Linked DNA regions of Mus musculus: region 2 is linked to region 1. Evidence: chromatin loops called from intact Hi-C (ENCODE). Cell type or tissue: heart. All regions are shown on one strand. Links, peaks and the distances in the headings refer to the core of each region. The heading gives the core; the rest is flanking DNA. Region 1 holds the start of Septin3 (septin 3). Region 2 holds the start of Naga (N-acetyl galactosaminidase, alpha).

Evidence for each region. A loop is a pair of places that touch in the nucleus more often than their neighbours do. Peaks named below come from ENCODE experiments on the same cell type or tissue, not always from the same donor. Only the 100,000 strongest peaks of a DNase experiment are listed, where the experiment ranks them.
Region 2: it touches region 1 in a loop (2.4-fold over the local background); 6 of 42 quality-filtered maps call a loop at or near these places.

Annotation. Positions count from the first base shown.
Region 1 is chr15:82,258,929-82,275,882 of GRCm38, reverse strand. Septin3 (septin 3) reads right to left here and starts at 7,081. Exons shown (of 12, transcript NM_001368785.1): 1 at 6,816-7,081; 2 at 3,018-4,450. The coding sequence starts at 4,431. It overlaps Gm52180 (a long non-coding RNA gene), which reads left to right and starts at 439. Exons shown (of 3, transcript XR_003951511.1): 1 at 439-769; 2 at 3,262-3,539; 3 at 10,167-10,344. It overlaps 1500009C09Rik (RIKEN cDNA 1500009C09 gene), which reads right to left. Exons shown (of 2, transcript NR_037697.2): 2 at 15,137-16,318. In heart, for the core only: a CTCF peak has its summit at 9,336 (motif pointing left); no DNase peak of the experiment used is centred there; H3K27me3 peaks cover 915 bases.
Region 2 is chr15:82,334,767-82,345,379 of GRCm38, reverse strand. Naga (N-acetyl galactosaminidase, alpha) reads left to right here and starts at 6,554. Exons shown (of 10, transcript NM_008669.4): 1 at 6,554-6,628; 2 at 7,066-7,142; 3 at 7,858-7,993; 4 at 8,439-8,610; 5 at 9,360-9,537; 6 at 9,789-9,883; 7 at 10,433-10,594. The coding sequence starts at 7,127. Pheta2 (PH domain containing endocytic trafficking adaptor 2) reads right to left here and starts at 4,201. Exons shown (of 2, transcript NM_177391.4): 1 at 4,109-4,201; 2 at 1-2,321. The coding sequence starts at 2,098. The coding sequence ends at 1,319. It also overlaps the pseudogene n-R5s41. In heart, for the core only: a CTCF peak has its summit at 6,293; DNase peaks (open chromatin) are centred at 3,109, 4,129, 6,439, 7,279 and 2 weaker places; H3K4me3 peaks cover 4,284 bases; H3K27ac peaks cover 5,283 bases.

The DNA.
Region 1 (16,954 bases), core at 5,042-13,041:
TCCCTTGGAGACCACCAGCTGGTGCCTGTCTCTGTGCTTGGTCTCTGTGTGGGGGGAGGGGACTGACTAATGTGTCAGCGCACAGGTCTCTTACTGGTTGTAGGTGGTCTGGTACCCGAGCTCGAGCTCGGAGTTCATGCTGTGCGTGTGTGTGCGTGCCCTGCTGTGCCCCAGCGGAGGCTTTCCCTAAGCATCTGGGTCTCCATACCTCCCCAAGCTTCTCTGTGGGCTTTTGCCCGAGACTATGCTTCCAAGTGTGTGCCACCGGGTGTGCGTGCGTCCATGCATATGTCACACTGCACGTGGGGTCCTCAGCACAGCAAACCCTCCCTTTGGTAGGGCTTGGGGCCGCAGCCTCCTCCAGGCCGATGCCAAGCGCCCAGGCGACAGCCCTACCTTTGGACATGAATCCTCCTTTGTCTCGGGTCCTCCGGGAGATGCTCAGGGCGCGGGGCTGCAAGGCTGAGCCGGGCGCGGGCTCTCCCTGGGCCAAGCGGCCCCTGCAGCCGGGCCTCGCCCCTCGGCGCCGTACCGCCTACCCGCCCGACCCGCCACCCGGCCGCGCCGCCCCTGCGCCCCGCGCCCGCCCGGGACCTCGCCTCCGCTCGCTCGGCGCCGCGCCGCCCCTGCCCGCGCGCACCGATGCCGCCGCTGCCACCGGCACCACGTGACCCGCGCGCAGGCCAGCCTCGCCGAGGGCCCCTCCCCTTCCCGCAGCTCCCGCGCCAGCACGAGGGAGCGGGTGCCGGAGCTGGGGATGCTCGGCCGGGTAAGGTGCCTGTATCCCAGTCCTTGTCTGTCTCCTTAGAGCCTATCCCTAGCCCCTTACCAGGTCCAGGGCGCAGGAGGCTGGTGGCAGCTGCCGGCGACCGTGCGCGTGCGTGAGTCACGCGGTGATTGGGATATTGCGCTGGATCGCCGCGGTTCTGCCCAGGCGCGGTTGCTGACTGAGCTCCGAATCAAGAGAACTGGGTTCCAGACCCAGCTCCCAGCCTAGGTGCTGAACCCTATAACCCTGAACTTCCCTGAGCCTCTCTTACCCACCCAAAAAGTCTTTGATGCATTGCTAGTTGATCAACCCTGAGAACACAGAACTGAGGATGACCAAACCTCCTTGACCTTAAAGCTTATGGATGTTAATAGAGAAAACAGAAAGTTGGTTCGCACGGGTGCTAGGGCATCATGGAGATATAATGGAAGATTTGGGACAGGTGAGGGCCAATGGAAAGGCAAATGGAGAAGAGAGGAAAAGAATAAAGGGGCGTTTTCCGTGAAGGGCAACGCGGGCAGGGAAGCCCGGAGTGGGTAGAGCGCTGTGTGTAAGAGAACACTCAAAACGTGAACCTGGTCTGAGGCAAGAAAGATGGCAGACAAGGGTTGCCCCATCTAAGAGAGTGGAGAGGCAGGCTGCACAGTGGGGTTAGGGGTGGGGATAGTGAGACTTTTTTTTACCTTCTGCCATCAAATAACTAAGTGCCTGTCGCAGCTTTGTAGAGGAGGGAAGAAGCAGAAGTATACATAGTAGCGACAGCTGCGAGGTGTGGCTGTGCACGCCTTTAATCCCCAGCAGAGGTTAGAGCGCTCTGTGGGTTGAAACCAGCCTAATCTACATACATAGTTCCAGGACAGCCAGGGCTGCATAGAAACTATATATGTATATTTGTATGTACAGTTTACACATATATGGTGTTTGAAACCAGCCTAATCTACATAGTTATAGTGAGTTCCAGGACAGCAACATGGTCAAGGACAGAGACGGTACATAAGTCAAATTGGGAATAGACTGAATGGGATGGAGAAGAAAATGAGGAAGACTGGTTACCTGGGAATCCCATCACCATGGTTCCTGCAGCTGAGCAAGATGGGGGAGGGCAGCAGCTGGTTCTAGAAGAAAAGGGCTCCCTGCCTCTGGACATGTCCTGGAGATACCCAGGGGGAGTAGTCCAGCAGAGTTCAGGAGAGAGAGCTGAGCTGAAGCTGGAGAGCTGGGGTTACACCGCAAAGAGTGAAAACGGAGGCCGCATGCACAGTGGGATAGGAGAGGCTCTGACGAGCCGAGGACTCAGCTCACGAATTGGACTGGATATTTCCCAAGCCTTTCTCCTGACCCAGAATCTGAGCTGAGACATCCATAGAATTTCTAGCCCTTGTGCTGACCTGTTTATAGACATGTATAGGATTTACACACACACACACACACACACACACCTCCAACTTTAAAGAGCTGGAGCCAAGACTTCCAGGTAAGGCTGGCTGTGAACGTTATCCTTCCACCTTTACCTCCCAGTCACTGACATTCCTTTTAAGTAGCAATTCTGTGTTTTTGCTCATTAGCCTTTTTTTGCGGGGTGGGTGGGGAGATGTCCAGAGAGGGTTTCTCTGTGTAGCACTAGCCATCCCAGAACCTGCTCTGTAGACCAGGGAGGCCTCGAGCTCAGATAGACTTTCCTTAAAGCTGGAATCATCTACAAATCACCCAATTATCCTGACTTTTTAGAGAACTAAGAAACAAGCATAGAGCCAGGCGTGGTGGTGCATGCCTTTAATCCCAGCACTCAGGAGGCAGAGGCAGGCGGATTTCTAAGTTTGAGGCCAGCCTGGTCTACAAAGTGAGTTCCAGGACAGCCAGGGGTATACAGAGAAACCCTGTCTCAAAAAAAAAAAAAAAGAGGAGGAGGAGGAGGAGGAAGGGGAGGAAGAAGAAGAAGAAGAAGAAGAAGAAGAAGAAGAAGAAGAAGAAGAAGAAGAAGAAGAAGAAGAAGAAGAAGCAGCAGCAGCAGCAGCAGCAGCAGCGGCAGCAGCAAGCATAGATCCTGGTCAAGAAGGGGACTTAGCATATCCTCAGCTGTGAGCCTTCCTCCTGACAGTGTCCTTCAGCCCCTCAACCCCTGCCCCCTTTTCTGCCACCTATTCAATTCTGACCAGAGAGCCCCCACTCTCTTTCATAACCTGGTGAGCTGGATGCATCCCTGCTCACCCACCAGCAGATCTTCCCCCAACCAAGCTCTTGCATTTACCTTTGGGTTCTGGGGCCAGGTCCAGCGAGGTGGGTTCCTTGAGGCTGTCTGTGGAAGCACCCACAGCTCCATGGTCCTGGGCTGGGTCTGTGCTTCTGCTCGGCTTTTGAGGAGAGGTAGCATAGGTAACCGTGTCTCTGATAGTCCCATTGTTGACAGTGTGTGGCTTGGTCTCACTACTGGCTGGGTCTGGGCAGACCAGCACAACTGAATCCATGGCTGTACCTAGTCTGCTTGTCTCCAGTGCAGGAGAATCTGTCATTGTGTCCGGCCTGCCTACGGTGGCTCTGGCCAAAGCTTTGACTGTGTCCAACCTGGTTATGCCCTGCTTGGCCTCATCCGATGTTGGCAAAGCCACGTTTGAGTTCCCCGTGGTCAAAAGCTTGACACTTTCCTGCTTGTCTGATGCTGCAGTTACCAAATTCGGAACCTGGCCTGACTTGGTTGTCACTGCTCTAGCTAAATCCCTGGCTGTGCCTGCTGCAATTGAGTCTGTCACTTTTCCTGACTTGGATACTACAGGTAAGTTGGTGGCCAGGTCCATCCTGGCATCCAGAACAGGAAGCTCTGCGCTTCTGACCAGTCTGGACTGGTTTAGTGTAGGCATATTGATAGCCAATTCCGGTCTGTGGAGAGCCACTGTGCCTATATGTCTGGCTTTATCTAGTTTTGTGCTCACAACAGACACATTTGCAGCCGAGGTAGCCCTTTGGAGGTATGCTCGGGATCTGGGAATACCCCTGGGCCTGCACTTGCCTCTTCCTGGAGAGGCTCTGGAAGGGACTTGTCCCATGGGACCTGGCCCCGGGAGGCTTGACGAACTCTGAATGAACTGAGCTTGGAAAGGTAAAGTCAGGCATGAAGACACCAGAGGTTTATTCCCTGTGGGTGTTCTGCTGGCTTTGGTAAGTTCTGGGTTCCCATGGCCTTCAGAGGAGGTCCTGACCTGTGGCACATGAGCCATGAGTGGCAAACTTGAAGCAGACAGCCTCCCTTCTCTGTGGGTGACAGCCTCCTTGTGCAAACTGGGCAATTCTTCCCAATGAGAAAGTGAGGCATCTAAGGGCCGCGTTTGGACATTCTGGTGTATTGTTAAGGAAATAGAGCTGAGTTTCCTGGGCATAAAGCTATTGGGAGGCATGGAACTCAGGGACCCCGTGGCAGTGCCCTGTTGGGACATACTACAGGCCCTGGATCTAATGCTTGGCTGTTTGGAATTCTCTAGGACACTGCTTTGGGGGAAGGCATCCAAACGCCCAGTCTTCTTGATGACAGGGATGAGGGGGGACACATCTGCAGTGAGCTTTTGGTGGGTGTGGTGCCCCAGCATGTGGCTGTGAGAGAAAGATGTTCTGGGGCCTGGAGCCCTGTGTGGCTGCATCTCCGGAGGAGCAGGTGCGAAGGCGTGGTTCATCCAGGCTGTCCAGCTTTCCCTAAGGCAATCACAAGGGAGGAGGGAGGGACAAGGACAAAGTCTCAGCTCTCAACCAGCAGGTGGCGCTGCCAGCCTGAGGGAACCTAGCGTGAGGGCCTTAGGGGAGTTTGTGTTTTCCTATGGCCCAACAGCTTCCACCTGCTGCAGATTGACACACACCTCATACAGCTGCCCAGTCTGCAGCCACATTATAGGCACTGCCATCAAACAACTTGCCCCTGACATCAGAGAACCCAGCATGGAGTTTAGCTGTCTCTTTTCCCTGGTTCCGGAGGGTGGATGCTCTCCCTGGACAGCTCTGTGGAGGTTACATATGAATTCAAGGACTCTGGAGGAAGGCAATCTTGCCTGTCTCTTGCAGAAACCACCATAGCAATGAAAACAAGAGTCCAGGTATCTGGGTCAGAGACTGTGGGATGTCCAGGTGGCCTGAGAACAGAGTCTGAACCGGGAGTCCCTGCACCCCACTAGGAAAGAGCCCCTGAGCTGGAGTATTGCTGGTGAGAGACATTTGGGGGAAGCCTGAATAGGGTGGATGTCAGCTGAAGGAAACTGTGCCTGGCATCAGGCAGCTCCTAAGGACAGCCCACAGATGAGAAGGGAGAGCCTCCTTTTGAAAGCCCCAGCACAGGACTTCCAGGCTCTGCTTGGCAGAGTAGAGATAAGGCTGAAGGTGAACAGGGTCCAGGAGAGGCTGCAAAGCTGTTCGGGTCCTGCAAGATAACTTGATGCTCGCTGCTCTTAGGAACAACCATTTCAAAGACAGCTTGAAAGGGGAAATGTTGGGAACGGATCTGAGAGTACTGGATCCGTGGGGCGTGACTGAAGGACTCTGAGGTCTGGGCAGTGGGTCAGGGATGAGGTTGGAAAAGGCTGCCTGGGGGCAGGGAGTTGAGAGAAAAGGGGGTCCCCAGCTCGATGATCCAGTGTTGACAGGTGACAGGTTGACAGGTAGTCGAACCATACTCCCCAAGGTGGTCTCCAGGGTCCCCAGGGGGCTGACTGGTGCTGCCTCTGGGACAAAGTTATCTCCATTACTTTCAACACCACAGGCCAAGACTGGCCGGGGGGGGGGGGGGGAGGGCAGGGGAGAGGCGGGGGAGGTGAGGGCTGCCAGTAGAGAGTGGTATCGCATCCGTCTCTCTGAAGTTTGGAACAGGAGAAGCAGGATGCAAGGGGGCTCTTGTTCTGCCTTAAGGGATGGCTTTAGCCTATCATCTCTGGCCATGTATTTCTCTCAACTGTCCAGCCTCTCTGCCTCTTCTCCATTAGGCATATCCCTGCCGCCCTGACCTCTCTTGCCCACTGTTCCCACCACATGCACCTGGGCACACCGTGTTCACCCTTCGCTTAGCCACAGACCCAAGGACCAGAACTCCTGAGGTCACCTTGTTCTTGTGTCACTAGATCCTTGCCTCCTCAGTGAGCCCCGTGTCCTGTGAACACCTTGGTTCTACCCTCCCCACATACCCACACACACACACACACACACACACACACACAAACAGGCAGGCACACCTACCTGGATCAGAAGACAGAAAAGAAGCCGGTGGTTTTCAGTCAAGGAAGCTGACCTCTTGCAGACCCCACCCACTCCTCTGCACCCAGAGGCTAGCCATGTGGCCGGGCTCAGAGACCTCTCTTCTCTGGGTCCTCTCTTGAGCTTTCACTAAGCCTCCTGATCATAGTCCACTAGCTGAGGGCCCAGTTCTCCCCTGACCTGTCCCTCTCGCTGGACTGGGCTCCGGGCAGGGAGGCTCTGGCCTCTTGAGAGTGGGTGGCAGTGAATGGCTGCTCTGAGTCTCTGGAATCCTACAGAGCTATGGGCGTCAGCCAGCTGAGCTGCCCTATACGCGCAGAGCCACCTAGGGAGGGGATGGCACATAACCCATGTGTCCTTGTCTCCAAGACTGGACCCTTGAGAAGTGTCACCAGTAAGAGAGAACTGAGCTACTCCAACGGTGATGTCCCTGTTTGTCTCATGCCCTCCCACTTTCCCTCTGCAACCACCTAAGACTTTGCTGACCCCAGGGCCATCTGTGTCCATGCTCCTGCGGTTGTGCTTCATGTTGGGATTTCTGTGTATACAACTGTACCCTTCAAATCCATTCTCTGAGACCCATCCTGCTTCAGACAGATCCTCTGCTAAGTAAGACTCGGGGTATGAAGCTAGCCAGCCCCGGGCCAGACCTCAAAGAAATCCACAGACCTACCCCAGCTGTCTCTGGTGAGGCAGATCCTCAGCAGCCTGTGGCCACTGGGCTAAGAACCTTTTCCTGGGTTCCCCAGCACCAGGCTGCTCTGTCACATGATAGTATGAGAAGGACCGTGGTGGGAAGAGACGCCATTGGCTGGGTACTTACTCTGTGCCAGGGACTGAGCCAGGCTGGAGAAACTCAGAGTCTTCTGCCAAAGCCAGGCCCGTAAGCAGATGGGCACAGCATCTCAGCCACAGAGTGCAGGCCACAGACGTGCCCTAAACACTCACTCTGAGCCAGGAGCCAAGCCCAACGTTCTCTTGGCATGTCCTCGACCCATCATCTTGCCACTTCCTTTCTGCCATACCCCACAACACTGGGGGCTCTGGCCTGCTTTCCTGTGAGCTGCTCGCCTTGGCGAGTGAGCTTCTGGCCGGCCAATAGAACTTTCTGTGATAATGGAAATGTTCTATGTGTCCACTGTCCAATAAAATAGCCACCAGCCACAGGCGGCTCCCGAGCACTTACCACTATTCTATGATGACCAAGGACCTGGATTTTTTTTTTCAATTTTATTTCATTTGAATGTCCATCTACCATATTGGACAGCAAAGTCCTGAAAGACGCAGATCTTATCCTTCTCTGGGTCCCAGGGCCTAACAAGAATCACTCAGCATGTTTCTCACAGTGACTGAATGATGAACGTGTGGGCCCAGGATCCTCTTCTCTTCTCATCCCATTCTCATCCCTCTGAGCCTTAGGTTGCCATAGCTGGCTATGCCCTGGTTACCAGGCAACCTGCAAGCAATCACAGTGGAGGGGGAGGGGCGCTGTCTGAGTTCTTTCCCCTCCCTACATGTTTTGAGGCCCTGAGAAAAGAAAGAGGTGGCAAAATCAGCCTGGACACCCTGGGGAGCCGGCTCTGTAGGGCCTACACTGCCTTATTACCTCCTGGAGATCAAGCAGCTGGGTGGGGCTGAAGTCAGGGGCCCTGGGTTCTCCTTGCCTGACCACTCATTATAAGACTCCTGTCCAATAGGCCAGGAGGTGGTGGCACACACTTTTAATCCCAGCACTAGGAGGTAGAGGCCGGTATCAGTAAGTTCCAGAACAGCCAGGGCTTTACACAGAAATCCTGTCCCGGAAAAAAACAAGCAAACAAAAAAACCAAACCTAACAACAATAACAAAACCCTCCTAGTTCTCAGCTGTCTTCTCAGTTAGAGATTAGATGCCCTGAAGTGATTTCTTCCAGCCTGAAGATCTAGAATCCACCCCGCCTCCCTCCTTTCAGAGCAAGACCCGCGTCCCATCCATCTCTGTCTTTCGCCTGCTGGTCTGCCTCCTTTCCCTCCAGGGTTGACTGACCATCTCTGAGCAAACCTCTTGTCATTTTTTCTATCTGCAGCCGCTGTAGCCGAGACATTTGTACTCAGCGTCATGTATATAGGTATAGAATACAGTCCTATACATCGAGTACTTACTGAGAATAATTCAAAGGAATTGATCCATTTTGCCTGGGGATTGGTATAGTGACAGAGCTCCCGGCTGACGTGCATAAAACTCTGAGTTCAGTCCCCAGAGCCACAGAAACAACAAAACAGAATAACACCAAATAGATAACATTAATTTGAAAAAAAGAAATTTATTTTAAAATAATTCTTTGGTACACGTAAAAGTTTACCATTTGTTAAAGACAAAGGCAAATTTGCATATTAATGAGGTAGAGATGTTCGTTTGTTTTTATGAAACTAAATCTTAGCTGTTTCAGTGGGTTTTTTCCTAGAACTGATGGATATTTTGATTGTATCATTGGCAATGCTCAGACTGCCATTTTGCATAAATTAAAATAATAGCAAATGGCCTGTATTCAGAAATTGTTAGAAATGTGTTACCCTACTCCCAAGTCAGATCTCCCTTAGTCTTCTTCTGAAACTCCAGACAGCAGCTGAAGCAGATGTTTTTGTTTTAGATGGGGTCTTACATATACCAAGTTGGCCCTAAACTTCCAAAAATGACCTTGAACTGGTGTCCTCGGGCCTCCAGTGATGGTGGCTGCGATTACGGGCGGGCTCTGCCACACCTGGTTTATGCACAGCCATGGACTGAGCTAAGTTTCTACTTAGCCAATAAGGAGCAACTGGAGGAAAATGCTGACTTCGTTTTCCATCATGTTTCTACATTAGCAGCAAAGACATTGCAATTTACAATGTACCATAGCGTCTGTGAGCTTTTAGGTGGTATTCCTCGGCAGTGTATGGCATGCGTCGGTCAAAGTGTGCACATCGAACGTTCAATACTAACACACAAGAGTTGGCAGAAACAGCCCAGATTCATTTTGAGTTCGATGATTCAGGGTTGTTGTGCATTCAGAAACCTTTTGCTGCTGGGCGGTGGTGGCGCACGCCTTTAATCCCAGCGCTCGGGAGGCAGAGACAGCCGGATTTCTGAGTTCGAGGCCAGCCTGGTCTACAAAGTGAGTTCCAGGACAGCCAGGGCTATACACAGAAACACTATCAAGAAAGAAAAGAAAAGAAAAAGAAAGCTTTTGCTGTTGCCCAGTTTTCTCCACTCCCACATTTATTTTCTGGTGGCCACCCACAGTTTCCAAACGTGGGGCTTAGCAGAGTTGGTTGCCGCAGCCCCACCTCAATTACAAACTTGGGTCCAGCTGCCCTCTAGTGGCCAGAAATGGTACTGTGCACCTGTGCATTTTCCCACCAAACACTGAGACGCTTTCAAGGGTCCTCCAAAAACAGACACCTTCACTCCAATCTTTACGGTGGCCCCCCTGACAAAGAGTGCGTGCTATGATACCTCTCAAACTTGTGTGTTCTGCAGCCACGTGAATTGGAACATCTCTTTGTCTTTCTGGGCCCCACATTGTTCTATAATAGGGGTAGGCTTAGATAGCATGGGTGACAAACTTCCAAAACCCTAGAGGCCGTGACACTAAGAACTAGTTTCTCATTCATGGCTCCTGTCCACAACACCATGAACCAACTATGTCCCACGTCACCTTTGCTCTAGGGCCCTCCAGGTCATTATTGCCAGGGGTTGTGACAAACTGCAGATTAATGAATCCCCTTGCCAGCCACTAATGGCTTTGATTTAATTAGAACTCATTGGCCAGAACAAGCTGGATGAGCCGCCCATTACTAGAAGGCAGGAAGGTAAACTTCTATGGCACACTGAGAGCTGAGGAGCCAGGACTGTTTGGTAAGCAGTGGTATGGACACATTTCAGGCTGAGAGTGACCTCGGGGAGCCTCAAGTCTCGCCCAGCGCTGTTACTGTACACTGCCCTCACTCTATGGGAGCTATGAAAACCGATGACTCTGGAGGTAGGCAGCTTGGTGGTGGATGGTGTGCCTAACATGTAGAGGATGCTGAATTCAGCCATAAACATACAGATCTACAAACACACACACATGCACAAACACATATATGCACACACACAAGCATACACACACACGTTTGCACACACACAGTTGCAGCCTTAAAATTTCTATTTTCAGGCTGGAGAGATGGCTCAGCGGTTAAGATCACCGACTGCTCTTCCAGAGGTCAACTCCTGGCAACCACATGGTGGCTCACAACCATCTGTAATGAGATCTGATGCCCTCTTCTGGTGTGTCTGGAGAGAGCAATGGTGTACTCATATACATAAAATAAATCTTTTTTTTTTTTAATCTATTTGCTTGTCTATTTACCCCCATGGTTTCTTTCGATTGCCAAAAACCTGTGGGAAGCTACTCAAAGCCACAAAACCAGAGAGGGTCTTGCCAGAGTCACACAGAGTCCAAAGCATGGGCTAGGCTCTCAGATCTCCATACTTTAACTCCGGGTGGGCGAGAGGGAGAAGGTCTGCCTACCTAAGTCCCCCGGAAAGATTGTTAACCCAGATTGTGACCACCATGTGTACCTGCTCATGTACGTGCACATATGTGTATGTTGTGCATGCATGGATATCTGCCTGCATACAGAGGTCAGAAGTCAATGCTTGGTGTCTTCCTCACTCTCCCTCTTGTTTTCTGAGAGAATCTCTTAATAAACATGGAACGCATTGATTTAGCTAGGGTGCCTGCGCAATGAACTCCAGGGACCCTCCCGTCTCTGCCTCCGTCCTACCGAGGGTACAGGTACACTTGACTTTTATGTGGGTGTTGGGAAGCCAGCTCATGCTTATGCTGCAAGCATTTCACCTATGGAGTATTTTCCCAGCCATTGTTCTCTTGTTTCTTTGTTGTGGTTTTTGAGACAGGGTTTCTCTAAGTAGCCCTGGCTGTCCTGGAACTCAATTCCTCTGATTCAGAAAATCCACTTGCCTCTGCCTCCTGAGTGCTGGGATCAAAGGTGTGCGTCACCACACCCATGAGGTACTCCTGGTGGCCACTTTTCAAGGGCGCTGAAAGCCTCCACACTTCCCTCTAAGCTACTCTTTTGGCCTCTATTAGCCTTGGAGCTCGGGCAGGAGAACAGCGGGGGAGGAACAGAGAGAAGCCTGTCCTGCCCTCTCAGCTGGAATTCGAACACTGCAGCCGTTCCCACTCAGGACCCTGCACACGCTAATTCCCTGTCCTCTGGCTCTGGGCTGAGCACAGACACACCCACTCTGGCAAGCCCTGCCAGCCCCTGGGACTCCACAAAATCTCCTAAAGCAGCTGAAAAAAAAATCCCCTGCAATCTCGGTTTCCAGGGTTCCCTGCCAAAACCAGGCTACTGGCCGCCATGCTGAGACACTTCTCCATGGCACGTCAAAAAATCACACACAAACCAGGGCAGGAATAAGTTGCCGATGGGGTCAGAAGGAAGTGGTAACTACAAGCTCATCGGGTTTTCTCCTAGGTCTAAACTGCCTCGAAAAGCTGCCTTCCAGCCAGGTGAGTGGCACAGGCTAATCCTAACCCTTGGGAGGCAGAGGCAGCTAAATCTCTTGAGTTCAAGGCCAGCCTGGTCTACAGACGGAGTTCCAGAACAGTCAGAGATACACAGAGAAACCCTGTCTTGGAAAAAGAACAACACCCACAAAGGGGGGTTGAGGGGGTGGAGGGGCAGAAGAAAAGATGGAAGGAAGGAAAGAAGGGAGGGAAGGAGGAGGAAGGAAGGAAGGAAGGAAGGAAGGAAGGAAGGAAGGAAGGAAGGAAGGAAGGAAAAGCCACGCTCCAATCCCCCGCTACCAGTCACAACTGTATTCCATGCTCTGGCCTCGTGACACAACCCAGTTCTCAGTAGGTACCCTAGGGACATCACAGCTTTTCCTGGCATATTCCTCTTCCCTTACACGGAAAACTCTTATGCAACCTTCCAAACCCATCATCCTGGTCACTTCCTTGGGGAAGCCTTCCTTGACAGCCCCCTGTGGGGACTCGGGGCTTCTTCAGTCATGTTTTCAGTTCCCCTCACCTTTGACCGCTGCTATCTTTCCATTTACCCTGTTTTTGTTGTTGTTGTTGTTGTTTGTTTGTTTGTTTGTTTTAATTATTTATTATATACACTGTAGCTATCTCCAGACACTCCAGAAAAGGGAGTCAGATCTCATTACAGATGGTTGTGAGCCACCATGTGGTTGCTGGGATTTGAACTCAGGACCTTCGGAAGAGCAGTTGGTGCTCTTACCTGCTGAGCCATCTCTCCAGCCCTTGTTTTTGTTTTTGTTTTAGCTCTTTGCAGTCAGGGGCAACGTGGGTTCTTTACATGTTCTAGCTGGGATTTGTGTGGGGTCAGAGTAGGTTCTGCCTCTGTAGCTAAACAACACTTCATGGTTATATAATATTTTCTTCCCCCATGACTTCCTTAACATTTGCGACCACCAGTGAAGCTGAGCAGACATGATGCGCAAATAGACAGATGTCAAGCCAGGCGGTGGAGGTGCACACCTTTAATCCCTGAGTTCTGAGTTCAAGGCCAGCCTGCTCTACAAAGAGAGTCCCAGGACAGCCAGAGCTACACAGAGAAACGAGAGGGGGGGAGGGGGGAGGGGAGGGGAGGGGAGGGGAGGGGAGGGGAGGGGAGGGGAGGGGAGGGGAGGGGAGGGGAGAGGAGAGGAGAGGAGAGGAGAGGAGAGGAGAGGAGAGGAGAGGAGAGGAGAGGAGAGGAGAGGAGAGGATGGTGATGATGGTGATGATGATTGATGATGATGGTGGTGGTGGTGATGATGGTGGTGATGGTGGTGATGATGGTGGTGATGATGATTATGGTGGTGGTGGTGGTGGGGATGGTGATGATGAGGATGATGAAGATGATGGTGATGATGGTGATGATGATTGATGATGATGGTGGTAGTGGTACTTCCTTGTTGCTTCTGTTTTCCCTCTGGCTGGCAGGAAACCCGGGGACAGTAATAATAGTATTACCGCAGGAATAAGTATTTCAAGATTCTCCTGCCTCTGCGTCTCAAATGCTGGAATTACAGGAATAAGCCATTATAGCCAGTGTATAGCATAATAATTGTATACAAAGTGTTGTGCACACAAGGTGAGCATTCTAAGCAACAGAGCTACCCAGCCCAGGCCATGTACTGTTCCTTGAACAACCATAACTGACATTTTGCACCACAGTGAGCTGAGGACCGCTCGCGTCTCCTGACGCGATGGATGAGAGGATACACGAGAGGGATCTACTTGAAACTGGCGTGGGTTCTTTCTGGAAAGATCAGATATGGAAAATTCATTTATGAAACAAGGCCCACGGTGAGATCGGCAGGAGGTCCAGATCTGAGCTCAGAAGGCTCGATGAATCCCCAAACCCTCCTGGCTATGGAACACTTGGTGGTGGACACTGGGCAGAGGCAGCAGCTGTTCTGAGAGCCTGACTACCTCAGAGACTCTGATCGGATCCCAGTCAGACACATTGTCATGTTCAGAGCCAGGAATTTCACACTTCAGACCCAGAGTGCCTTGAATTCTATTTTTAAAGGCGTCAGAAATGAGGTCCTAGTGTGAAACCTCCTGACTTGTGAATGCTAGCAACCAACTGCATCTTTTTTTTCTTCAAAACACTGTTTTGAATAAACCAACCTTGCCTGCAGGCCACATTGGGGCTCATCTGATCAAGCCCAGTCTACTCCCAAAGGACCTGTCTGATAAGGCAGGGTGACTAGGGGTGAGTTTTAGTGTTCTTTCTGGAATCTGTCTTCCCCTCCAGACATTCTGAGAAAGCTACCCTGTTCTGAGACAACTCAAGTCCAGGGCACATTGTCAGTCCAAGTGAGCCTGAAAACCAGCCTGCCTCCATCTTAGACTTAAAAGCCATCTTATTTATAGTAAAGAGAAACTAGGTTTACTCCTGTTTATGATTAAATCTGTTTCTCAAGGATTGAGCTATGCCCCACCTGTAACTTTAACTACAAATGGCTCTTTGCTGCCTGTTCCAAGAAACAGCAACCATGTCTTTGTTTCAAAAGATACTTTAACTGTCTTGCAATCCTAAAGGTTATATGGCCTCTATCACTATCTTATTATGACTACCTGTTGGTTGGGATCGCCTTGTTTTGATGGCTGTGTTCTGCTCCTGTAACCCTGCCAATTTTCTCCCATTGAGAAACCCCCTACCCCTGAGATACAAAGCCTTGTCGTCTTCGCATCTAATGCTGACCTCTTGAATCCCTCCTTAGGGGGATGCAGCCTGTGCGTATGATTTTTAAAAAGCTTGCTTTAATTAACTTGGCCATGACGATTTGAGGGGGTGGTCTTTCTCCTCTCATCTTTGAGATTAAAAGGCCCAGACCCAAACTGGACCATGTGTAGGATCCTGAGCCACATTAGGCTAATTGGTTCAAAATGGACCTGACCTAGGATGAGGGATAAGTGAAGGCAGGAGGAAAGTCAGGAGTTCAAGTCCAGCGTCAGCTCAATTATCTAAAATAAGCCTGGGCTGAAGGAGACCCTGATGGGATGACAGAGGGAAGGGAAGGCAGGGATTAGAAAAGCTGGCAGTAGCTCACTGTCGCTCCCATAGTGAGAGAATAATGGCTGGTTAAAAAGGTGCACAGAAGCAAGTCTAGAAAGTTGTCAGAGAGAAGTGGGGTGTGGTTCAATGGTAGAAACCGTTCCTAGCATGAATAAGGCCCCAGCTCCCATCTCTAAGGTGAGGGGGGTGGGGTGGGGGGACAAATCCTATAGCGCCTGGGCACTTGGGAGGCAGAGGCAGGTGGATCTCTGAGTTTGAGAACAACCTGGTCTACAGAGCAAGTTCTAGGACAGCCAGGAACACACAGAGAAACCCTGTCTCAAAAAAAAAAAAAAAAAAAAAATCCCTACAGGATCCACCTGATTCTAGAGAGCCTGAACCCTTGTTAACTCCTTGTAAAGGACCAGAGTTGACAATGCTCTCTGATACCTCCCTTTCTTGCCCAAGCTCCCCGGGGAGATGGGTTTCTGCTCCAGAAGCCACCGCTCCTGTGCTGTGCTTGTGCATATGGCTCAGGGCCTTTGCAGCCCCGCGTTGCATCAGAGCATTGAACAGAGACAACCGTAGGAGTCTGGTCTGCAAAGGTGGCCATAGAACCTTTATTAGCGTTGCACAAGTGAAGCCGCAGCAGGACAGACTGAGGGAGGCTGCCAATTTGTGTGCAAAGTCAAGTAATGAAACCTCCACACAAGAGGAGCTTCCAGAGTGGGCAGGCAGGGCTAAGCTCAACCCTGGAAGTGCAGCATGGGATAGAAAGGAAGTGTGGGCAGCCTAGCGGTAAGGGTGGACCCTGCTGTGGACAGTCCTCCCACTGGCCCACTTTATCCCCACCACTGCCTGCTCTGCCTGGGGCCCCACTCTCTCCTCTCCTCTTCTTCTCTTTCTCCTTCTCTTCCTCCTCCTCCTCCTCTTCTTCTCTTTCTCCTTCTCTTCCTCCTCCTCCTCCTCTTCTTCTCCTTCTATCCCTCCTTCCCTCCCTCTCTTCCTCCCCCCTTCCCTCCCTCCCCCCTCACATGTGTGCACACATACAGGCACACCCTCCCCAAAGTCTTACCCTTCTGCACACCCCCACCATACACTGTCACTCATTCTAAGCCTGACCTCTCAGAGGTGAGCGGGGCTGATCTATACCAAGCCAGGATCCTTCTGAATTAGATTCTTGTCTTGGGACAGTTTTGAGGCCTGTCCAGCTCAGCTGTGCAACAGAGATGGGAACAGAAAGCAACTCAGAATTCAGTGGGACAGTCAGACCTGACTCCAGGTAGAGTGGTAGAGGGAAGGACAGCACAAAGGCACTGAGGGCTAGTGGAGGGCTAGTGGAGGATGTCCCCAGAGCTAGGAAGGGAAGGCATAGGGTGAATGGGCTCAACTCTGAGATTTTGATCCCACAGCAGCAAATAAGATTCAAGTGCCTGGTTTCTACAGAAAGGGGCTCCCCTGAACAACGAGGACCTCTACTGGGCTGCAGATGGGTGGGTGGAAAGATCAAAGGAGTCGTCCCTCTGTCAGCTTGGAGCGTCTCAGGTACCCAGGCAGTCTCAGACTTCTGGGCCTCCGAAAGCCAGGTTGTCCCGCATCATCAGCGTCTTGCGGAGATCACGGTCCACCAGGGGGCGCTGCATGCGCCACTTGTGCGCCTCCTGCAGGCCAGGCTCGAAGTAGTAGATGCAGGCTCCAAAGCCCACCAGGATGAGGACGGAGATGACCAGGTAGACAGGCACAAACCAGTCCAGAAAGTGCGGCATCGCGCAGGCTTTGGCTGCCAAGACATAGACAGGAGGACACAAGAAAGCTCCTTTGTAGTAACCACCCAGAAAGAAAGAGCCGCGCTCCTTCCATCATCAGATGGGGCGTGCCTAGGGGAGTGAAGGACAGTACCCGAGCAGACCTCAGGGTGATTCAGCGACTCAGGTCTTCCCCCTTCAGCATGCACCTCTTCACGAGGACACTCAGTTCCTACTCATCCTTCAAGAAAGGGATTTATAGCCGGGCGTGGTGGCGCACGCCTTTAATCCCAGCACTCGGGAGGCAGAGGCAGGCGGATTTCTGAGTTCGAGGCCAGCCTGGTCTACAAAGTGAGCTCCAGGACAGCCAGGGCTATACAGAGAAACCCTGTCTCGAAAAACCAAAAAAAAAGAAAGAAAGAAAGAAAGGGATTTATAGCCAAGAGCTGCGCTGGCTCCAGACCCCATCTAACGTCTATGCTCTCGGACAAGTGGCCTCGGCTTTCTCAGATAGAAGGGGAAACTAGTACAACTCCACCACAGGTCATGAAGAGCAGTCATTGGTGATTAATCCTTGCTGAAGGGGTGGGAGGGGGCGTGCATGCGCAAAGCACTCACTGAAAGAGAACAAGGCTCAGAGGAGGAGCCTCCTCGGCTCTCTTTACACCCTG
Region 2 (10,613 bases), core at 2,614-10,613, 72 kb before region 1:
CTCCTGATTCTTCATTTGTAAACACGTTGATTGTAATAACCAAAATTAACTTTCTGAGAGGGTCTCACACATAGCCCAATCTAGCCAAAAAACTCGCGGTGTTGTCAAGGATGCTTTTGAACTCCTGATCCTCCTCCACCTCTTTGCTACCAACCGGGGAACTTTACCGTTCTGGTTATAAAGGGAAGGGGGGAGGGGAGGCTAACAGGCCTTCCACCAGGTCCTGCTGCAAAACAAACACCAAAACCAAGTGAGGTGTGGCACTCCTATCTATAATCCCAGCAGATTGCCATGCTAAGGAGTTCCAGACCTGCGTGGGCTACAAAGACTTGGTCTCCAAAAACCAAAACTATTAAAAGAGCAAACACTAACTACTGTGACAAGAAACTTAGCAAAGGTACCTGTGTGTACAGTGAGGGCAGCTGGCTATGAGGTTACAAGCAGGCTTGAGAAACATAGCCCTGACCAGAGGAACCATGGAACTCAGTCTCCTGGAGGCAAAATCCAGCCTTTAGGCCTTGTTGGATTTGGGTCAGGCTGGCCCAAGGCCCCAGATAGGGAAAGGAGGGAGGTCAGGAAGAGTCCAATTTTGTTTGGGAACGGTATACATCTCTATTGAGCCACAGCCACTGTCACTACATCTATATAAAGGGGACAGACGGGCCTGGTTTCTGGCTCTGTAGACCTAGCCATCTGACCTTAGAGCTAAAGAAAAAGATACTTGGAATGACACGGGACAGAGTAGCTATGAGAGCCCTCAGCAGACAAGCCTTAGGAACAAGCGGGCTAGGTAACAAGAGTCCCTACAAGTTGCCATGACGACAGGTCAGGTCTTCTATATAAAAGGCTGCCTGCCTCCCTGCGGGCAATGTCCAGCACTATACATGGACAGGGCAGCAGCGGGAGAGAGAACAAATCCCTCTTTAGCACCTAAAGACCTTCTCCTACAGAGAGCCCTGCCCAAGCTACAACGATGTCAGTCTTCAAGCCACTTCCTGTCACCTCTGGCATGGAGATGCCCAAGACTTCTTGTGTTGGACTTTATGGCTAGAGAGCAGAGCCCCACTTCCTGAATTATATTATCTTCCCATCAACCACCTGGCCTTTCTAGACCTCAGAAAATAAGTAGGGAGCCATGATTCTTCAGTTCATGCCAGCGAGAGGGGAGGATCTGGAAGCTAGAGAAAGTCTACAGAGCAGGGGAACACACACACACACACACAGAGCAACCTGGTAAATGAGTAAATATTTAACCCCTGACGTTCTGACCCCGGCATCCTGACCAGCAGGACAGGGCCATAGCTTAAAGGGCTCTGGCTCAGGGCCTATTCTGTGACTTGTTCTCTGTCTGGCTTCCTTTTGCCCTTTGCTGCCACCCTCGCCTCAGCTCCATGATCTCCTTCCCATACCAGTCATGCAGGGTAGAGAAACAGGAGCTCTCAGGGGACACGGGGCTCTGTCCCATGCTTAGGAGGAGGCTAGCAGGGCCCTGTAACTCCCACTCGGTCAAATCCCGACCTATTGGCCGGATCCCCCTTTCTTCCACAGTACCAATGGAACTGCGGTCCCTGGGGAGAAAGTGGCCGTTCTCAGGGTCTGGAGCTCGGTGGTCAGGAGCCTGAGATTTACTACAATTGGCAACAGCCCTCTGGGATGCACAGCGATGCAAGGCCAGGCTCTGACGGGCATCCTGCAACTGGCTCTCCAATTCTCGCACCACAAGTCGCATGTAGCCAAAGCTGGCTCGGGACAGTGCCTTCACCCATGCCTCTTGGGCAGCCTGCCCATCTGCTGCCAGCAGGTGTGGGCGCACTCCAGGGGCATCAAAGCGAATAGCGAAGGCGAACTCCTCGGGTACAGGAGCCTCGGCCAGCTCCACCGTGCAGCCTTCCAATACCACAAGACTCAGCGGGACCCGGCTCTCTCTAGTCTCGAAAGAGAATAGCAGATTGCCCTTGAGAACAAACCAGTATCTTCGGCCAGTGCCACTGGGAGTGGGTGGGGAACCTGGTCCTCCCCAACTACGCAGAAAGCCAGTGTGGTCTGCCGGAGAATCACTCAGCGCATAGTGGGCCACACTCCTCTTGTTCAGCTTCATGGCTCCCACGAGAACAGTGAGATAGAGAGATGGTAGCACCCGCAGGGAAGGACCCAGCTCAGAAGACCAGCAGCCCAGTCCTGTGGCTCCTACAGACCATGTTCCTGCAGTTCTCAGACTTCAGCTGAAGGACTAGTCTTCCTTGCCTTTCATCTCAAAAGTCTTATAAGGGTCACCAAAAAAATTTAAAAAAAAAAAAAAAAAGAACCTGGACATCAAAACACTGTAACAAAAAAGACAATAGTTGTATCAGGAGAAGAGCCCAACATGGTGCTTTGTTTGTTTGAAGACAGAGTCTCATAGCCCAGGCTGCTCTTGAACTCACTATGTAGCCAAGGATGTCTGATCTGAATTCAGCTTCTGAGCTGACTGTCCCCATCTGCCCAGTTCTTCCTGCATACCTACCCCATGCTCAGCTTCTGTCATGCTAGGTTTTGAAGGCAGGAGCCCTGAGCACACGGAGCCCCAGCTCTTCTGGGTGTTCGTTTGTTTGTTTGTTTGTTTGTTTTAAGCATACAGCACCCAGTATTCCCAGTTGGTCTCCCATCCGAATACTAACCAGGCCCGACCCTGCTTAGCTTCCAAGATCAAACAAGATCAGTCGTGTTCAGGGTGGTATGGCTGTAGTTTTTAATCATGGCTTTCAGGCTGGGTCATACCATATCCCTGGCTAACCTGGATATTCCTTTTGACATTTTTTTTTAACCCAAAGAAATAACCCCTGGGGAGGGATGAAAGGGACCCTAGGCCCAAAGACACTTTTGTGCTTTAAACATCCTAAACATGGGGCCCCTCACTGCAAGTGTAAGCTCAACCTCCAGGGAGCCCACGACTTTCCTGAGCCCCTACTAGCCCCAGTGGTATCCAGCCCACATTTCAGAGCCAGATGGAGGCAGGGGAGGGACAGGCCAGTGACCGAGACCACCTAGGGGTAACCACATCACACCAACGAGCACCAGAGGAAGGAGGAGGTGACCAGGGGTGAATGGGACCGGCTCTGTAAACTCCAGCGGTGTGTCCTGGGGCACTGAAGACATAGCCACTAAATTCTGGTGCTCCAAGGTTCCTATACAGCTGAACTGGCAAGGGTCATATGAGGAAGAGTCAGCACTTGGTCTTATAACTTCTAGGTGGGGCCTTGTTGGTGACACACTTATCAGCAGAGTCACAGAAGGGGACAGGGTGGCCTCTTATCTAACCACACAGCTCAGCCACATGGTTTCCAGAGAGCCTGCAAAAGGGTTCTCAGAGAACGTGAGAACTGTTCTAACTTCAGGGCCCCAGTAAAAGGGCAGCCTTTTGCCGGAAGCGCTCCTCCTTTTCATAATCTGCTCATCCCGTAGGGCAACTGAAGTTCCCTGTATGTCTTGGCCCACTGTCTCTTGACTGTAATTCTGGGCTCCCTGGGGCTAGGTAGGTCAGTTAAGTGCAGTTAAGATTTCCTGGCTGTCCCTATGGGATTTCCGTCACCACGATATTGGGGAGAAGTCTCCTGATTACTGATGTACCCAAAGATCGAATTTGGCTTTGTCCCTTTCGCGCACCTCCCCTCCCTATTTGCAGGACATCTAGAGTGGTTAAATCGCCAATAATCAGCCCTGTGCAGACTTGCTGAATTTGTAGGAATGCATCAGTAGACAAAACTAGGTCCCCGTCCTCTTGAAATCTACTTTCCAGCAAAAGAGACACTCCGTAAGCAAATACAATTAAATAAATAATGAATTAATCAAGTAGTGAGTGATAAAAAACGTAGCCAGGAGGCGGGAGGGGAAGAAGGGCTCCAAAGAGAGAGAAGCAAGCAGGCCTGGAATAGAGGAAGGCTGTTCTAGCCGCTGCCCTTTGTGGGCCCCAAGGAGGGGCTGAGTCCACGCACGCCTGCGGCCGCGGTCTCTCCCTCCGGCAGCCCTGCTGGTGCCTGGGTCCCCTGGATCCCGCCCGGGCTTTCCAGCCACGTCCACGGCCACGCCCTCCTGGTCACCTCCTCCCGGAGCCCGCCTGACCGGCTCTCACCTCCGGCGCCCGAGGGCCTGGCCCGTCGAGTGCGATGCTGTCGCCCCCTGGGCTTTCTCGCTCTGAACCCCGGCCTCCGCCCAGGTCGCAAACGTGGCCGCAGGAGCCGGGAGACCCCGCCCGGGAGGCTCGGGGTACCGCCCCGGCCGCTCCCCGCCCAGTACCCACCAGGCCTCCAGATCCGCAAAGTCGCCTCGGCTCGCATATTGGAGGGAAACTGAGGCCCTGGAAGGTGGGGACCTGCCTGCGCCACAGGACTCGTCGGTGAGGGGTCGTCTCGAACCCCAAGCCCAACCTCAGGCTACCCACAGGCCTCCAGCTCTACACCGAAGAAGAATAAGGAGTGCTCTTTTTCCCCCAAAAGTTTCCCCTTACAGCCCATCCAGTATCTCCCCGATCCGCCCCTCTCTTCCCTCTCGCGCGTGCAGAGCCAAACCAGACAAATCATCAGATAGGGCGCTTCCTAAAGCGAGCTCCTACACATCCTGCAAAACCCTGCTAAGGTTCTCAACCAAGTCTTTGGCTTAGCCCCATCTCTGCCTCTAGATATTGGCCATTTCGGCTTCTATCACCCACCAACGCAGGTCTGCAGTCCACTTGTGGTCCTGAGGCTCTACCTGGAGTCTGTCCATAGGCTTGCAGGGAAGGCTGCGGGGAAAGCACTAATAAGATAGGAGACCAGGATTCCCGTAGTCGCCCTGAATGCAACTGTGTTCAAATGCCTGCCTGCCTGCCCACGGGCTTTGTGGATTCCCACCTCAACCCTTGCTTTGCAGTTCCTGAAGCCCAGCCGGCCCTCCCCTCTCACCCTACCCCCACTTAGAGCTCCTTGACATTTAGGTCTCAGCTGTCCGCTCTGAGGTCTCCTCCCTGACCTCACAATGTAAACAAGCATACCCTACATTTTGCTGGATGTTTTAAGGGGGGAGTGTGGTGGTTGGTGGCTGCAATGTTCACTAACTTTTCTTCAACTAGTAGTATCCACTAGAGTAAATGTGTTACAAGGTGAAGGTCGCGGGAGGGTGGGTAAGGGGAGAATACAGCATGAGTTTCCTGAGGAGGGAGGGGAGAGCTTGCCGTTTTTAAATAGAAGAATGGGCAGAGTAGACCTCACTTGGACATATAATTAAGGGAAATGAGGGTGTCGGCTATGCCCATATCTAGAAGTGCATTCTAAGCAGAAGGCACAGCTGGTTCAAAGGCTGTGTTTGAGGGGCCACAAGGAGGGCAATGAGGAAGATGACGGCAGGGAATAGGGTCAAAAGGTAGAGGGTGGGGTTTAGAAACACCATTTCCCCAAACTAAGAGAGTAGCCATCACACAGACTTCAGAGAGACAAGACCAGGGCTGGGTTGGGTTCGTTTTTTTAGGTTAAGTGTGTGCCCGATTATCTGCCTGTATGTGCACCATGTGAATGCCTGGTGGCCTCAGAGTTCAGAAGAGGGCATCAGATCCCCTGGCATGTGAGTCTGGAGACGGACCCTCGTGCTCTGCCAGAGCACTAAGTGCTCTTAACCACTGAGCCATCTTACCAGCCCACAGAGCTGAGTTTTCAGGTTTGCCTTGGCTGCCTTGGAGAAGTAAGGTGGACAAAGGAGGCCCTTGAGGGCTGTCTCCGAATCATCCAGGCAATATGTAATGAGGCCAGCGTTACTGGGTGGGATGAGAGGTGGAATTTAAAGGCAGGAATCAATTTTTGGACAATTGCATGTAAAGGCTGAGAGAAAAGATTGGCAGAGAAGTCGGTTTGCCATTACCTGATAGGAGGAAAATGGCACAGATTCGGAGAGGGGACAGCTATGATCATCATCGGTGTAAAGGCATCCAGAAATAGTGGTTGGCACCTAGCCTGTGTTTAACATATGAATAAGTAATGAATAAATACATTTGGGGAGTGGGTGGGCGAACAACCCCTTGGGTGTCAGGTGGAGGGGGCAGCCTCCTGACCTTTCGAGAGCTGAAACCCCACCCAGCCTCTTTCACTACCGTTTTCGAGTGGTTAAGAGCAAGGTTTCAGGTGGATTTCTGAGTTCGAGGCCAACCTCGTCTAGAGAATGAGTTCCAGGACACAGAGAAACCCTGTCTCGAAGAAACAAAACAAAATAAAACAAACAAACAAACAAACAAACAAACAAAAAAAGAGCAAGGTATCGCCCTCTGTAGGAATTCACTGCACAGCTACTTACTGAGCACGGGCAGTGCGGGCCACCACCCCCGCCCTCTGGGGCGGAGGACGGAGGACTCCAACCAGACCCGAGGCACAGCGGCGCGCGCACAGGGCGCCCAAGCCGACTTCCCACGGGAGCGCGCCTCGGGAACGCGCAGAACGCGAGCTTAGATGGGCGGAGCTTTTGGAGGCTGGGAGCTGGGGCATAGAGGGAGGGCACGGCGTTGCTAGGGGATTCTGATTGGTTGCTCAAGAAGGGTTGTCCCGTGACATTCCGCCTCCCGGGTCGCTATAGGTACAAGCGGCCGCCACGGGGGCTTTCACGGCTTACCGCGGACTGAGCGAGCGCGAGGGTAAGAATCAAGGGGGACCCTGGGCCTGCGATGTTTAAGAACCGAGAATCTGAACCCACACGGGGACCTGGAACCGGACATGGCCTATAGCCTTCCTTCTTCCTGGTATTCCTAGAACCAGTCACAACCGCTCTTGGGCAAAGTGTCCTAGACTATTTGTAGTTCTAAAAGAAGAGCTTAGATTCCGGGAAGTAAAGGGTAGGGAAGGAGTGTGTGAGGGTAGTGAAAGCGACTTGGGACCAAATGTGGAATCCGTAACTTTTATTTTCGGAGATAGGGTCTCTCTACCTAGTAGCCCTGGCTGGCCTGAAACTGGCTATGTGGACCAGGCTGGCCCAGAACTCAGAGATCCTCCTGCTTCTACCTCCTGAGTGCTGAGATTAAAGGTGGGTCCCACTATGCCCGGTGGGATACATAACATCTGTTATCTTCCACAGTTCAGCATATAAAGCTGCTAAGAGCAGATTCGAGTGGGTCCTGAGATTTGACTCCAAGGCAATGTTGCAGAAGACAGGTACCCTCACCTACTCAGGTGGCTTTGCAGGGGAGGACTGTGGCGAGGAAGCCCCAGCCCTCCTCTTTCTTGATGGGGGTATGTGGGGAGAAGTGTGCCTCTCCTTGGAGCTGGGCCAGGAAAATCAAGGAGATGCCCCACACCTCAGAATCGTTTCCCCTCCAAAGAGGCCACTTCCTTTTTCAGCCCTGCTCCAGTGTATAGGTCCTATCTTACCCGATCCTGGCGGGCTGTAGCAGCCCTGTCATGTGGGTGTGGTAATTTATATATAAGGAAGCTGAAAGCCAAGAGGAAGGGGCTTGTGTAGGTGAGCAGCTGGGTACAAGTCCACCCTGACCAACCCCTTTAGGCCCTTCTGAGGCTTTCTGAGGTGGAGAGCAAAAACTCCAAGGCCTCAGAAACCCAGAGTCCACAATGAACTGTCATTTCTGTGTAGGGAGGGAGGGAAGAGGGCATCTGGTCTCATGTATATCAAGGACATGACTTCAGGGGTCCGTTCCATTGATTCCCAGTCTGTAGCAACAGCTTTTTGAATACATTACTTTGCCCCATGTACCCCCCCCCCCAGACTGCACTCACAGGCTGAGGCAACTCTAACCCTACTGGCCTGTACCTGGGGAGGGCTGAAGGGCTGGAGGGGTTGAGGTGATGACTGGGGTTGGGGGGTGGGGTGCTGTAGGAACCATTTACAAGTCACCATCCACCTCCCCCTCAGTGCTCTTACTGGCCCTGGTGGCTCAGGTACTGATGCTGGAGAATGGGCTACTGCGGACTCCACCCATGGGCTGGCTGGCCTGGGAACGCTTCCGCTGTAACATCGACTGTGTGGAGGACCCGAAGAACTGCATCAGGTGAGTAAGATCTGCTTACCCAGGGCAACAAAATGGGGTCAGTGGGTCAGTGGGTGAAAGACACTCATCAGCAAAAATTTTAAAAAAATTTTTTTAAATAGAAAAATGCAGAGTCAGAATGAATGTATCTGACACCTAGCCCCATGACCTGCTTGGGGCCTCAGTAGGTGTACTTGGCCTCTGAGGTAACTGAAAGAAGATAAAATGCCAGACAGGCCCCACAGGCTTCCCTAGGCCTAGTCCTGCCCTTTGGCCTGGATGCCAGACCACCTCTTTCTCGCCCTACCCTAACCCTGGAAGGTCATTTACACTTGTTATCCTGGCCCCACCTCAGCTGACAGTAGAGGCTTGGTTTTTTATAGCCAGAATTCAGAGCAGAGAGAAAGAGCGGGAATGAGGGACATCCTGGGGAACTGAGCAGCACAGCCCCACTGTCCCTTGCTAGTGAACGGCTCTTTATGGAGATGGCGGACAGACTGGCCCAGGATGGATGGCGGGACCTGGGCTATGTATACCTCAACATCGATGACTGCTGGATTGGTGGGCGTGACGCCTCAGGCCGCCTAATTCCTGATCCCAAGCGCTTCCCTCACGGGATTGCCTTCCTAGCTGACTATGTAAGTCCAGCTCCAGCCCTGCCCCTTACTTAGTGTGAGGGCCTGGGACTCATTATCACAGTCTCCATGGAGAATGCGGCATAGTGGCAGAAACTGAAAAAGGAACACACACATATTATTGGCCTAATGAGGCGAGAGCCAGAAAGGGGCCTTAGCAAAAAGAACAGTCCCCTGGAGGAGGCATCTGGTTGAATCCATCCCAGAGGTGGGACCTCTGAAGCAGTAGCAAAAGCTTCCAGGCAAGAGACAGCTGGAGAAAAAGTGGCCACAGCTGGCAGAAACCAGCCACTGGTTCTTTTGGTCAGTGGGAGCCACTGAGAGTTTCTTCTTCTTTATTGAGACAGGGTCTTGTGTAGCCCAGGATGACCTCCAACACTCTGTAGCTGAGGATAACCTTAAACTTCTGGTGCTAGCTGGGTATGGTGATGCATGTGTTTAATCCTGTGCTCCAGAGGCAGGCAGATCTATGTGAGTTCGAGGCCAGCCTGGTCTACATAGAGAGTTCCAGGATAGCCAGGGTTACATAGAGAGGCCCTGTCTCAAGCAAACAAACACGTCTACATGTCACCATGCACAGTTTATGCAGTGTGTGGGGAAGAGAGCCCAGGACTTTTCACATGTGTTAGGCAAGCACTCTGCCAGTTAATTTACATCCCCAGTCCTGGAAGCCATTTAAGAGTTTAATGGGCTCTAGCAGAGGTGCCTGAGAAGAGGGTCTCACTTGAGCCGTGTCTCTTCAACCCCCGCAGGCTCACTCTTTGGGTCTGAAGCTGGGCATCTATGAGGACATGGGCAAAATGACCTGCATGGGTTACCCTGGTACCACCCTAGACAAAGTGGAGCTGGACGCGGAAACCTTCGCGGAGTGGAAGGTGGACATGCTGAAGTTGGATGGCTGTTTCTCCAGCTCCAGAGAACGTGCAGAGGGTGAGTCCATCCACATCTGGCTGGGACGCAGAGAGAGATCGGCAGCTGTGGAGCTGTGTCTGCATACAATGGTGGCAGTTGTCCCAAATCCCTCACCCCTGCTTACAGCTCCCAGGCCTCCTAAAGGTAGCTATGTCACCATACCTACCTCCTAAGGCTTGGCACCCAGGAAGTAAGCCTTTAGGTACAGGGAGGCACGTCCTAGGCTGTCCCCTGTGCCTGGTCAAGTCACCAAATTGGGGTTTCTGCAGGGTACCCCAAGATGGCTGCTGCCCTGAACGCCACGGGCCGTCCCATTGCCTTTTCTTGCAGCTGGCCAGCCTATGAAGGGGGCCTACCCCCCAAGGTAAGCCATTCTGTCTGCTACGGCTTCCCACTCCCATGCCCCCTCACCTCCTATGTGCCAGGCCTCTGGGAGGCTGCCACCACAGCTAGAGTAGCCAACACAGCCATATGTAGGTGTCTAGAGACCAGGTCACTGAGCCATAGCCTCTGGCAGCTTATCAGGCTGCTGGGGTTGCATCCAAGGCAGGCAAGTGGTCAGAATCCCTGGGTGGCCCAGAAGGCAGATGAAACCATGCATAGCCTCAGAAGGGCCCAGACCTCCAAACCTAAATGAGGCAGGTGGTGGCACTGTCACTGAAGAAATGGGTATGTATGGTATGTATGTGGCACATGGTGGTGGGCGTGTGTGTGATGGGGATGCCCCCTCCCCTATATATATGGAGAGAAGGACTGGGCATTCCCAAAATGGGGCCACATTCCCAGACTACACGCCATGAGAACCTGTTCTCTGCCTCATTCCAAGTCTCCAACTGTTAGCCTCCCCAGCTGGTGGGTGACCCCTTGAGCAGCAAGGTGACTGGTGCTAACTCCTGCCTTTTCTGATGTTCAGGTGAACTACACCGAGGTTTCCAGGGTCTGCAATCTCTGGCGCAACTATAAAGACATCCAGGACTCCTGGAAGAGTGTGCTGTCCATCCTGGACTGGTTTGTGAGACACCAGGATGTACTGCAGCCGGTGGCGGGTCCTGGGCACTGGAATGACCCAGACATGGTACCAGCCTGGAAGAAGA